Linked DNA regions of Homo sapiens: region 1 is linked to region 2. Evidence: chromatin loops called from intact Hi-C (ENCODE). Cell type or tissue: thyroid gland. All regions are shown on one strand. Links, peaks and the distances in the headings refer to the core of each region. The heading gives the core; the rest is flanking DNA.

Region 1 (6,563 bases), core at 988-5,987, 180 kb before region 2:
AGCTCCGGGTCCCCCTGGTACTCAATTTCAAACCTTCGCAGCCCATTGATGATCTAGAAAGCCAGGCCATGGGGATGGGTCAGAAAACACAGCCCCACACACAACTCAGAGGAGCCTGATGGCCTCTGCTCACAAGGGAGGAGGGAGCTGGGGACGGGTCAGGGCCCAGCCTGTGCGCCTCTGAGACACGGGCCTCTCACCTGGTACCGCCCCAGGGGCGTAAGGATGAGTCCGTCCTCACCCACGATGCAGTCGGGGAGTTGCTTTTTTCCATTCTCATCCTGGGTGGTGCCCAAGGCGAGTGTGAACTGCCTGAGCTGCGCTTCGCTGAGCTGCCAGAGAGAAATGCCACTGCCCTCAGCATCAAGATGAAGAGAGGGGACCAGTCTTCACCCCACCAGCCTACAACAGTGGCAACAAGGGGACCCAGCTATGACGCTCGGGGTGTGGGCCTGCCTCCCACAACACTGGGTCCATATGTGTGGGGCCTGGGACTGGTAGGTGGCTGACCACAGGCTGGGTGGAGTGGATCCTTCAGGGAAGGGGACCCTGATGGCGGTGGGGCAGGCCCCATAGCTCGTACCCGGAATATCTGGCGCAGGTACTCCAGGGCCTTCTCCAGGTATTCATCTGTCTTCCGGACACTGTCTTGCCCCATCTCGTCCAGGTCGTTGGCTGTGTAGGAGCCATTGGTGTCCATGGAGCTAAAGCCCAGCCATGAGAGGAAGGAGTGGCCAGCCGGGCTCTCCGCACACTGGTCGGAGATGGACTTGGCTGTGTGTTTGGCCTGTGTGATGAGCTGAGCGAGGCGCAGGACCTGCAAGGGAGGCGCGGGCAGGTCACCAGCAGGACAGGCCTGTGCTGCCACCCAGGCAGCCCCAAGAGCAATGCACAGCCAGACTGCTGAGCGTCAGGAGGAGTGGCTTCTGCCAGAAGACTTTTAAAGACTAAAGGATGATCTTCTACATTTGAAATTTCCCAAGAAACACTGCCTTCGTTATCAGGAAAAAATTAGACTTTACTAAAACGGGGGAAGGAGATATGGCGTCAAATCTATACCCAGCCTCCCTCCTTCCTGCTGGATCACAGCACTTCCCGGGTTCTGCTCAGCCCCATGGCTCCAGGGGCCCTGAGGACAGGCACCGCCGAACCACTCACCAGGGTGCGGGCCTCGGGCCCAAACATCGGGGTGTACTTGCAGTCCTGGCCCTCCAGGCTGTAGACGTGGCTCTTCACCTTGAAGGAGGCATCAGTGACCGCTGGTGGCCAGGGTGACAGGAAGCTCCCAGTGAATGTGGGGGCCGTGAAGAGTCGGTGCTGGCGGTGGGGGATGACCAGCTCTGGCTCCAGGAATAGCTGCTCACCTAGAAGGCAGGAGACGAACCTGGCACCCACTTCCCGGAGGCAGAGTACCCGACTGCTGCCCTTAGGATTCTGGGGTGTCTCTGAGGTGTCTGGGGAGCCATGACCCAGGGGTGTCCTCCTGAGGCCCTGCCTGGCAGCATCTCCCACACAGTAGGTGGCTGACATGGGGAGGGCGGATGGGGGAGCTGCTGGCTCACAGAGCCCCTAGCAGTGTCTGCAGGAGGTAAACAACAGGAGGATCGACAGAAACCAACGCCCAACCCAGCCAGGATGAATGCAAGGCAGAGACCAGGCTCACCTCCTGAAGCGGCCAACACGAGTTGCCAGGGAGAAACAGCGGGGTCACGGGGCCGCAGCTTGGACCGTGCCGGCCCGCTCTGTGGGCACACCTGCGATCCCCCACCCAGTGCCTGGTGGCTGCAGGGCAGGCAGGATCCAGCCGGTTTCAGACCTCACCACACAGACGTGTCCCAGGAGTCTCCACAGCACCCTTTGCCGGGGCCCACTCTGGGCGTGTGGGTCCCTCTTAAAGACCAGCCACCCCCAGCTAAGGGCCTGGCCCTGGTCTGGCTGGGTTGACGTATACCGGGCTGGCCCAGGCTGAGGACTTACCTTTCTGAATCATCTCAGCCAGGTTGGGCTGGGCAAAGACTTTGGCCACTCGGAACACCATGAGCGCGTGCTTGGGGCTGACCAGGTCTGTGCGGAGCGCGCGGTTCAGAAAGCCCACAAACAACTTGGTGTACATCAGCAGGTTCTCCTGGACAAAGGGTGCCCTGGGGACCGAGGTGGCAGGTTGGGGCCAGCCTTCCAACTGGAAGCATGCCCCTAATGCCCGGTCCGTGCCCCTAATGCCCTTGCTCACCCTTGGGCTTTCAGACTCTCCTTAGCCAAGGTGACAAGCTGTCACAGATGACAGCTCAGGGGGCCACGGGCAGGCAGGGAGGACAGGACAGAGGCAGGTAAGACCCAGGCCCTCTGAGGATGCCACATCCTTAGCAAGGCTGAGGCCCCTTTCCAAGTGGATGGAGGCCACCATGGCAGAGGCCAGCCCAGAGCCTGAGGGGGCTCAGGGAGGATCCCCCAGAGGGTCCAAAGGGGAATGCCTTGGGCAAGGAGGGGAGGGATCAGTGGCCATGCCAGGTGCCACGGAAGCCTGGGGGTCCGCTGTGAGGATCAAGCAGGGGATGAGGGGAAGACAGCCTCCCTCATCCCCTGCTTGATCACCGCTGCTCTGTTCTGTGCTGATGAAGGTCAAGGGATAGTTTGGGGGTGGCTAAACACTCATCTGGGACAGAAGGGAGAGGGGACAGGGCAGGATGGGTCACCCACAGCTTCCATAAGAAACCAATTCTAGGGCCTGGCAAAGTTGAGCCTAGGAAAAGGCTGGTCTGTGTTCCGCTCGGCAGGGGCTGGGAGAGGACTTCAGGAGGCCACGGGGGCCAGGGCCAGGCTGACCCCAGCACAGGCCGCTGGCTTGGCCTCCACCCACTGGAACAATATCCACCTGGGGGAGCCAGTGGCATGTCTGTGAGAGGAGCTGAGGCTCACCATTTCTCCGACACACACCGGGGCTGGGAGTCGCTGCCCGGAGCCTGCTTGTCAGGCGCGTACCGCCACGGCTGCAGGTAGCTCAGCCACATCTCCAGGACCTGTGGGGGAGGTGTGTGCTAAGGGCTCCGTGGCTGGGGGCCAAATACTCGGTGGCCTGGAGCCCAGATACCAGGCGGCAGCTGGGTGGGACTGACTCTTCTCACTTCCTCCAGAGGGCGCAGGAGAGACATGCACAGCCCTGTGAGGTTTGGCTCTTGCTGGCCCTCCAGAAGCCAGGGTGGGCTTTTCCCAGCCCAGGGGGCAGAGTACTCCCTGGTCAGGTAAGGGTAGGAACCTGCCCTGCACCAGACAGGTGGGACAGGGCAGGGCTTTCCTGAGGGCTGGCTTTGGAAACTCAAACAGAAAGAACAATGTGGCCCTCCAAGACCCCCTCCTTGCCAAGGCCTCTGTGATAACACTTGCTCTCCTCCTTTATCTGCCCCAAAGGACCTCCCACCTCAAGGCACACAGAGGACACAGGCACACGTGTGACGGGGCCAACACTCACAGCTCTGAACGATGCGTCCAGGGGCCAGTGGCCAAAGCAATGCTGCAAGAAGAGGTAGAGTTTCTGCTGGACGAACCTCGGGACAGCAGCCCTGCAGGGGATGGGGAGGGTCACCTGCTGCTTGCCCAGTAAGGAGGCCCTGCTCACAGATGACCCCAGGGCTCCCATCAGTGAGGGTTGGCTCCGCCGGGGGAGAGCACTGGGCACCTCCGGGAGGTTCAGCCCCATTCTTCAGAGGAAGAAATCAAGGTTCAGAGAGGTTAGGGAACATCCCAAGGACACACAGCACGCAGGCGGCCGAGTCAGCACAACTCCTGCACACACCTCACCCTCCGTCCCATACAAACAGCCCACTCTGCTGGCCCTGGTGGGCCTGGCAGTCAGGGCCACCCCAACTCTTCTGACAGGGTTGAAGAATATGAGATGCAAGAGATGGCAGCACAATGGGGCCTCTCTGGCCAGTCTGGAGAGAGAGGCTCTGGGAGCCAACTGGGCGGGGTGAGAGGACACCTGCCTAGGCCTGGAGAGGCCTCACGTGCTCTGTGAACAGAAAGGGACTCCCCTCACCCTGCCCTCCATGCCCTGGGGAGAGGTCGCTGTGGGCGACACCTTAGGAGGGGAAAGTGGGGGAGACGGCAGTGGTGGGAAGCCGCAAGGGCCACCCACCGTTTGAACTCCTCCAGGGGGCTGGTGGCGTGGGAGTGGGCGGAGGGTGAGGCCTGCTCTGGCTTCAGGCTGTTGGCAAAGGCGTGCAGGTGCTTCAGCAGCAGGCGCACCACCAACACATGCTCCTCAGTAGGCGTGAACGACTCCTGGGTGGAGAAGGAGGGGTGAGGGCCTGGGAAGGAGCGTGGCACCCATAGCACTCCGCCTCCAGGTCTGACCACATCCCGCCCTGAGCCAGTTGCTCTGCTGCCCCCACGGGAGGCATGAGCCAGGCCAGGAGTGGGGCCACCCCATGGGGCACCACTGTGCCTGGCACCCAGATGTGCCTTGCACTGCTTGGTCTGAACTGTGACCAGCTTGTGGTATGGAAGTGCTTGGCCCAGCGCCCACACAGCCCTGGGGAGGCCTCACTAAGACAGACACATCTGCAGAGGGCCTCCCAGCCCTGCTTCTGCACGGCTGCAAATCCGCAGCGGGTGGCACAGGCTGTGCCCTTGGGCGCTGGTGCCTGTCTTGATCCCCAGGGCAGGAGAAAGCCAGCATCACCCACAAGCTCTGGATCCAGGGTCTCCCACCTGCCTCCCAAGTGTGTGCAGAAAGCACATGGAACCCAGGTGTGGTGCCTCAGACCTGTAATTCCAGCACTTTGGGAGGCCAAGGTGGAAAGATCGCTAAGAAGAAGTTCGAGATTAGCCTAGACAACATAGGGACACCCTGTCTCTACAAAAAATTTTTAAAAGTTAGCTGGGTGTGGTGGTGCACACCTATAGTCCTAATGACTCAGGAGGCTAGGGTGGGAGGATCACTTCAGCCCAGGAGTTTGAGGCTGCAGTGAGCTAGGATCGTGCCACTGCACTCCAGCGTGGGTGAGAGTAAGACCTGGTTCAAAAATAAGAACCCCATGGCTTCACTTTCCTCCCCAATTCCTCCCACCTGCTCCTCATCCTGGACACAGCCAGATGAGAACTCGGCCCAGTAGAAGCCCCGGGCGTCACTTCCTCTGTTGCCCAGGGACCTGTGGTCAGGAAAACCCCAAGACAAAAGCACAGTCAAGCATATTAGGCCAAACTTTTTTTTTTTTTCTTGAGACAACGTCTCCCTCTGTCGCCCAGGCTGGAGCACAGTGGCGCAATCTCGGCTCACTGCAACCTCCGCCTCCAGGTTCAAGCAATTCTCCTGACTCAGCCTCCTGAGTAGCTGGGACGACAAGTGTGTGCCACCATGCCCAGCTAATTTTTATTTTTCATAGAGATGGGGTTTCACCATGTTGGCCTGACCTCAGGTCTCCCAAAGAGAGGGAATACAGGCGTGAGCCACTGTGTCCAGCCTAGGCCAAACTTTTGATTTGTAACATACAAGCAGGATCCTGGAGATCTAGCCGGAGAGGAAAGCCTTTTTGGTGGCCATGGGCTTCCTCTGGTTGTTTAGCATTGGGAGGGCAGGTGGGCGCATCGAGAGTAGACGAGGGCAGGGAAGTAGGGGTGCTGAGGGCAGGACCCTGAGTCTGAGTGGACATGCTCGCCTCTCCACACTTGTCCCCTAGCCCTTTGGGCCGTAACACATCTGTGCTGCTGAGGCTGGTGCAGGGCCCAGCCTCCAGGTATATCCTGGTATGCTGTAGACCCCGCACGGGCCACTGCCCATATCGCTACCCACTCAAGTCTCCCCGTCAGGAAACTGTCCCCACAGGTCCAAGTGACACACCCCAGAGATAAGTGGCTGAGTCTGAAGATGGAGCTATGGGGTGGGAGGCATTTTCTTTTTTTTGAGACAGGGTCTCACTCTGTCACCCGCGCTGTAGTGTCGTGGTCTCGGCTCACTGCAGCCTCTGCCTCCAGGGCTTAAGGGATCCTCCCATCTCAGCCTCCCGGGTAGCTGGGAACACAGGCGCACACACCACCACACCAGGCTAATTTTTGTATTTGTAGAGACAGGGGTTTCGCCATGTTGCCCAGGCTGGTCTCAAACTCCTGAGCTCAGGCAATCCGCCTGCCTCAACCTCCCAAAGTGCTGGGATTACAAGCATGAGCCATCGTGGCTGGCTATTTTTCTCTATCTGTATTGTTAAGTCTTTGGGCAATGAATTTGCATTGTTTTGGAAGAAAGGGCCAGGTGCGGTGGCTCACGCCTATAATCCCAACACTTTGGGAGGCCAAGGCAGGCAGATCACTTGAGGTCAGGAGTTTGAGACCAGCCTGGCCAATATGGTGAAACTACATCTCTACTAAAAATACAAAAATTAGCCGGGTGGGTGGCACATGCCTGTAATCCCAGCTACTCAAGAGGCTGAGGCAGAAGAATCACTTCAATCTGGGAGGTGGAGATTGCAGTGAGCCGAGACCATGTCAATGCATTCCAGCCTGGGCAACGGAGTGAGACTCCATCTCAAAAAAAAAAAAAAAAAGACAGAAGGAGAAAAGTATGAGACATA
Region 2 (6,563 bases), core at 852-5,851:
TTCTCCCTTTCTCAGACAAAGCAGCTCACCAGCCACCAGCCCTTCTCTCAGCCTTGATTTCCTGGATGAGTCAAATACCTGCTTCCAGAAGCAGAACATTCACAGCAAGCTCTCTGAAGTAGGATTTATTTAAGAAATAAGTGTCCTCCCACCCTCCCTGTTTGGCAACTTAGTAATTTTTTTAATGAAATGCGTTCTCACATTCATAACAGATTAGCCACCCGTTATATTGTCATGGTGATGGAAGATGGAAGTAGTTCAGAAAACATCGCTTTTATATATAATTTAATTAAGTTTCTATTGTGAAAGGGAAGGAAAGATTATATTCCTGACTAAAATAAGGATTCATGTGTAACAGAGTGGGGACAGAAAGGTATTTGCATAGAAATAAAATATTTGTTTCAAAGGTACCAACTCTCCAAATCATGTCCACTACTCAGTATTATTTTTTCAATCCAAAGTCTTTATTCCGACATATTTTATTAAAACATGACACATTAAAATTAAGAAATATGCTTATAACTAAATGGATGTGGTTTTCAAAGTGACTGTAGAATTTTTTATTCTAACAAGCAGTGTATGAGGGTTATAGTTTCTCCACATCTTTTACGGTACTTCTTATGGTCTGCCTTTTTTATTGTCCATTTTAAAATGTTATAACCATTTAAATTCTGATTGTAACTGAATTACAACTCTCTACTCTTAGATTTAAACATTTTATATGCAGTTAATTTGAAGCACAATTACTGCATCTTAAGTTTCCATTGATGTACATAAAATTATGATTTACCAACAACCAAATAATATTTTATTATAAAAGATAAATGGTAATATCAAGAGATAATGGATATCCTTCAACAATTTTAGCTTGCAAATTAAAAATGCTTCCCAAGAGCTAAGGGCACAATTTTTATTCGCATCTAGTAGAGTCACCAACCATAAAATCATTTCTTTCAACTTTATGACTGACATTTCTCAAATAAGCTGTTCTAAATCCTGATTGTTCTTTTTTTAAATATGCATGCTGCAAGGTTGCTAATTTGCAATAGGTGTCATCATGACAATAGACTGACAAAGTATCTCACACCCTTGAATTATACTAACTCAAGAATGGATGGGAAAGCATTGCCAAAGAGAGACTAATGCTTCCATTCTTCAATGAAACTAGTAATACATCCCTATCAAGAAGAGAGTTATCTCACTTCCAGTTTCTTTCTTCCCCTCAAGAACAACTTGAATCTCTTTGGCATCCAAAGTCTCAGAGGCCAATAAAGCCTCTGCTAGATTCTTACACTCTTTTGCATGAGTGTTCAAGATATGTTTTGCTCATTCATATGAGTCCTGAAATAGAAAAGCAGATACATAAAAAGCAGAAAATGTGGGCTGGGTGCGGTGGCTCATGCTTGTAATCCCAGTACTTTGGGAGACTGAGGCAGGTGGATCGCTTGACCCTCAGGAGTAGGAGACCAGCCTGGGCAACATGGCAAAACCCCATCTGTACAAAAAATACAAAAACAAATTAGCCAGGCATGGTATCACACTCTTGTTGTCCCAGCTACTCAGGAGGCTGAGGCAGGAGGATCACTCAAACCCGGAAGACAGAGGTTGCAGCGAGCCGAGATTGTGCCACTGCACTCTAGTCCAAGTGACAGAGGGCAGACCCTGTCTCAAAAAAATGGAGGAAGGAAGGAAGGAAGGAGAAAGAAAGGAAAGAGAGAAAGAAAGATGAAAGATAAAAAAAGGAAGGAAAGGAAAGAGAAAGAAAGAAATGTAGGGGAAACAAAACCCAAACTCAATGGGTAAAGCTATAGAAACTTTATATATCCTTAAAAATGTGAAATCTATAGATTTAAATTTATAAAAGCTTGGTTTTGTAGTGTAAATAATTTGTGCATCATAAATAGTAAGGAAAAGAGAATATGCTTTCTAGAAAGGCAGAGACCTCATCTTCTGACAGTCCCTAAACCTTTCCATTATACAAACTTTCATATACTTAACTAGTCTAAAGCATTCCTTTGACCTCCTCAAATTAAAACCTGGCTCTCTCCTGCCAAGACTACCTTTCCTAAATCCTCTCAAGTGTTATTTCTTCACTTGAGGGTGAAGCAGTGAGCTCTTCGTACCCATCACCACTTCCAGACCGTTACTAACCCATCCTCTTGTAGAAAGCAGTCTTCCTGTGAAGAGACCAAACCATTCAACCAAAGTTCTATCCAACCCCCTTTGTTGTGCCATCTAACAAATACCCTAATTAAATTCTTCATTCACTAGGGACTCTGGCACTTAGCTCAGTATTCCTCTTCATTCCAAGACCTCCCTGAAAGGATCAGTAACTTCAACATCGAGATGGAACACATAACCAACATAACCAGCCTCTCCACTGAGCTACAGACCCACATATTCTACCTTGAAATCTTTAACCAAGATAGCTAAAATTCAACATGTATAAAACTAAACTCATGAAGCTGGGTACAGGGGCACACACCTGTAGTCCCAGCTACTCAGGAGGCTGAGGTGGAGGATGGTATCCTTTCAGCCTTGGAATTCAAGTCCAGCGTGGAAAGCATAGCAAGATCCTATCTCCAAAAAACAAAAACGAAAAAACTACGCACTTCCAGTCCAGTTTAGTCTCCAGTTTCTGCAGTGAAAGGCACAAACAGTTGCATGAGGCAGAAATCTGGAAAACAGCTTTAATTGCTCTTTCACCCCTCACATCCAAAACATTGCAAAGACACACTAATTCCACTACATCAGTATCTCTTGAACTCACCCACATTTCTTCATTTCTACTTTCACCAACCTAACCCAACCATCACTGCTCTGCGAGGCCAGAGTCCAGGGGTTCTCATTCCGGAATCAACTGTGTGACCTCCTTGTTGGGGGTCTCGGACAGGGCAGGAAGAAGGTGTTCCCTCCCCTTTGATTTATTTTTTATTTTTTATTTTTGTTTTTGTTTTTTTGTTTTTTTTGTTTTTGAGACGGAGTCTCGCTTTGTCTCCCAGGCTGGAGTGCAGTGGCGCAATCTTGGCTCACTGCAAGCTCCACCTCCCCGATTCAAGCGATTCTCCTGCCTCAGCCTCCCGAGTAACTGGGACTATAGGCGCCCGCCACCACGCCCAGCTAATTTTTTGTATTTTTAGTAGAGACGGGGGTTCACCATGTTGGCCAGGATGGTCTCGATCTCCTGACCTCGTGATCCACCCGCCTCGGCCTCCCAAAGTGCTGGGATTACAGGTGTGAGCCACCGCGCCCGGCCTTCATTTTTTATTAAGCACTGTGCCAGCGGTCTCCGTGGGTGTGAGCCCTTGTACTGCACGGGGTTCGAGGGACAAACTGCGACAGCATCAAGGCAGACAACACCACAGCAGTCTACAAATACTATCAAGGACTCGCGGGATGCGGTGGATCCCGGAAGAGGCTGCTGGCGCACCGACCCCGTGAGCCACCAGGCCCTGGGCCGTCCTGGCAGTGCGGTCTCCCGCCGTAAGGTGGAATGGGCCGTAGAGAGTGATTGTGTTGCCAGCCATGTGTCCGCGTTGCCTGACATGGAGCCACTCAGCCGGCTCCATGGCACCTGGAGGAGAGCCACACCCCCTCCTCACTCCTTGCCCGCTTCTGTGGAGTTTTTTGACAACCAGAAGTAGCCAATTAATTTGAGCTGCCCGAAGCACTTGATACCTTGGTTTAGGAGAAACTCTGGATGACTCAAAGTTTCACAATTTAGGAATGAGATTCACCAGACACCCGTTAGACGGCAAAACGTAGCTGTGCCCCGGACTGGTGCTGCCACCTGGTGGGGCCAGTCTGTAAGCAAGGGCGGCCTAGTGGCCGTCATTGTAGCCCACCAAACCACCCTGCTTGCTGGGCCCGCTGCTTCAATAGGTTTTATTATTATTTAGGTAACATTATTCAGATTAGGAAATGACTGATATTGAAAAGATAAGACATGAGTGACGCTGAAACATTTTACTCACAGTTCCCGAGAGAGCACGTGTTATGGGGTGGGGAGGGGTTTGATTAGCTCAGAGTGAGAGAGTCCAGTGGTTGCAAGTATGAACTTAATCGGGTGCCCAAGAAGGGAAACTGACCTCTAGCCAGGGCCTCAAAAGTGGGTCAAGGCAGCATTTTTAAAACTTTGTTATAGGAATCCACTGTTTTTGCAGTTTGTCCCTCCACGTGCTCTGTCTTGGGTTGAACAGTGTCTCCCCATCAAAAAGAAAAAAAATATCGTGTCTACCCACAACCTCAGAAGATGATTTAATTTGGGAATAGAATCTTGCAGATGTAATTAAGTTAAGGTGATTTGTACTGGATTAGAGTAGGCTCTTTTTTCTGTGTGTGTTTTTTTTTTTTTTTTTTTTTTTTTGTCTGTTTGTTTTGTTTTGTTTTGTTTGTTTGGAGATGGAGTTTCACTTTTGTTGCCCAGGCTAGAGTGCAGTAGCGCTCTCTCGGCCCACAGCAACCTCCGCCTCCTGGGTTCAAGTGATTCTTCTGCCTTAGCCTCCCAAGTAGCTGGGATTACAGGCATGCGCCACCATGCCCAGGTAATTTTGTATTTTCGGTAGAGACGGGGTTTCTCCATGTTGGTCAGGCTGGTCTCCAACTCCCAACCTCAGGTGATCCACCTGCCTCGCTCTCCCAAATTGCTGGGATTATAGGCGTGAGCCACCACACCCAGCTTAGAGTAGGTTCTATATCCAGTGACTGCTGTTCTTGCAGGAGAAGGAGAGGACACGTGGATACATATGGAGAAGAAGGCCACGTGAAGGATGGGGCCAGAGATCAGAGCGATGTAGCTACAACTCAAGGAGTGCCAGGGACAATCAGAACCACCAGAAGCTAGGACAAGCAGAGAAGCGTTCTTCCCTAGAGCCTTCAGAGGACACACAGGTCTGCCAGCACCTGGATTCCAGACTTCTGACTTTCATAACTGTGAGAGGATAAATTATGAAGTTTGTGTTAAATTACTGTGGCAGCCTAGGAAACCAATACAGACACTGGTGCCAGGAAGTAGGATGTTTCTGTAACAAATAACTAAAACGTGGAAGGAGCTTTGGAATCAGGGAGAGGCTGGAAGAAGTTTGAGGCACGTGATAGAAAAAGCCTAGAATCCATTAAGGAAACAGTTGATGGAGATGTGGACAGTAACTCTAATGAAAGCTCAGAAGGAAGTGAGAAGAGCTGTAGAGAAGCTTCTATCCTCTTAGCAGGGGTCCCCAACCCCCAGGCCAAGGACTGGTACAGGTCCCTGGCTGTTAGGAACCAGGCCACACAGCAGGAGGTGAGCGGCCAGTGATCCAGCATTACCGCCTGAGCTCCGCCTCCTGTCATACCAGCGGGGCATTAGATTCTCATAGGAGCATGAACCCTATTGGGAACTGTGCATGCTGGGGATCGAAGCTGTGCAGTCCTTATGAGAATCTAACTAATGCCTGATGATCTAAGGTGGAACAGCTTCATCCTGAAGCCATCCCATAATCCTCCCAGCCCCCCAGCCCCTGTCCCTGGTGCCAAAAAGGTTGAGGACTGATGCTCTTAGAGAATACATATATTGTCATGAACAGAATGTTAGTAGAAACCTAATGTTAAAGGTGCCTCTGGTGAGGTCTTAGAAAGAAATGAGGAACATATTCTTTGACAGCTGAGTAAAAGAGATCTTTGTTATAAAGTGGTAGAGAACTTGACTAAATTGTGTTCTGTTGTTATGTGGAAAGTAGACATGATAAATAATAAGCTTGGATATTAAACGCTTGGATATTTAGTTGAGGGAAGTGTTGAAGGTACAACCTGCTTGCTGCTAATAGGAACTGTGAGAGGAAAAAGTTACATCGAGCAAAGAACAGTCAAGCAGAAAGGAGCTGGCACTTAATGATTTAGGGGCTCTCGGGATGTCCAGATTACAAAGACTACAAAAATTAGGAAACTCACTGTTAGAAAGTGTACTCTGGAAAGAGGACCAAGGGTGTGGCTGGATAACATTTTGCTAAAGAGATTGGACATGTGACTCATGGAACCACTCCACCACCTCAGCAGAAGCCAGAAATAGAGATGGGGTTACCAAGGAAAGATCTGTGGAGGGCCCCTTTGTCTGTTGGCTGAAACCCCATGAATTATGCAGGAGACAAAGGTTTTGAGATTCTGATAGCAGTAGAAACATGGCAGCCTGGAATCTAAGGGACAGAGATGGAATGGAATAAAGGAAGGCCATGGGGCTTCCAAAATTCCACAGGCAGGCAACTGGCTGATGGAGGCATTCTGCTGCAGAAATGTTTTATCTCCCATCTTGTAATTTTCTGTTGAAAGCCAAACATGCATAAGGTGAGAGGAACTGAGGTAAATAGGCTTTTAGTGTGAAGTTTTATATTTATCTGACTAAGGAGGGAGGCTGTGTTTCTTGTTTGCTGTAGCTGTAAATGTCAGAGGCTAAAATTTCCTCTAGTGTCCTTGTTTTTGCATCCCCTGTTGCCTTTGGGTTTCCCTAGAGACTGCTTCTTACATAAATTCTGGGCCTTGCAGTTCTTTCAGCTGCAATCCCTTGTTAATATATAGGAGCCCTAAGTGAT

Evidence for each region. Peaks named below come from ENCODE experiments on the same cell type or tissue, not always from the same donor. Only the 100,000 strongest peaks of a DNase experiment are listed, where the experiment ranks them.
Region 1: a loop joins it to region 2, with 5 times the contacts of the local background. A loop is called at or near these places in 40 of 110 quality-filtered maps.

What each region holds. Positions count from the first base shown.
Region 1 is chr2:130,153,119-130,159,681 of GRCh38, forward strand. SMPD4 (sphingomyelin phosphodiesterase 4) reads right to left here. Exons shown (of 20, transcript NM_017951.5): 12 at 4,133-4,278; 13 at 3,467-3,557; 14 at 2,917-3,017; 15 at 1,978-2,141; 16 at 1,159-1,364; 17 at 584-817; 18 at 201-332; 19 at 1-53. Among named protein-coding and RNA genes, the nearest start is that of CCDC74B, 11 kb to the left of the region's middle. RefSeq lists an enhancer at 5,096-5,195. In thyroid gland, for the core only: a CTCF peak has its summit at 3,124 (motif pointing right); DNase peaks (open chromatin) are centred at 3,053 and 4,463; H3K27ac peaks cover 3,027 bases.
Region 2 is chr2:130,328,944-130,335,506 of GRCh38, forward strand. No RefSeq gene overlaps it. Among named protein-coding and RNA genes, the nearest start is that of TRE-TTC1-1, 5.0 kb to the right of the region's middle. RefSeq lists an enhancer at 3,452-4,002. In thyroid gland, for the core only: a CTCF peak has its summit at 3,795 (motif pointing left); a DNase peak (open chromatin) is centred at 3,788.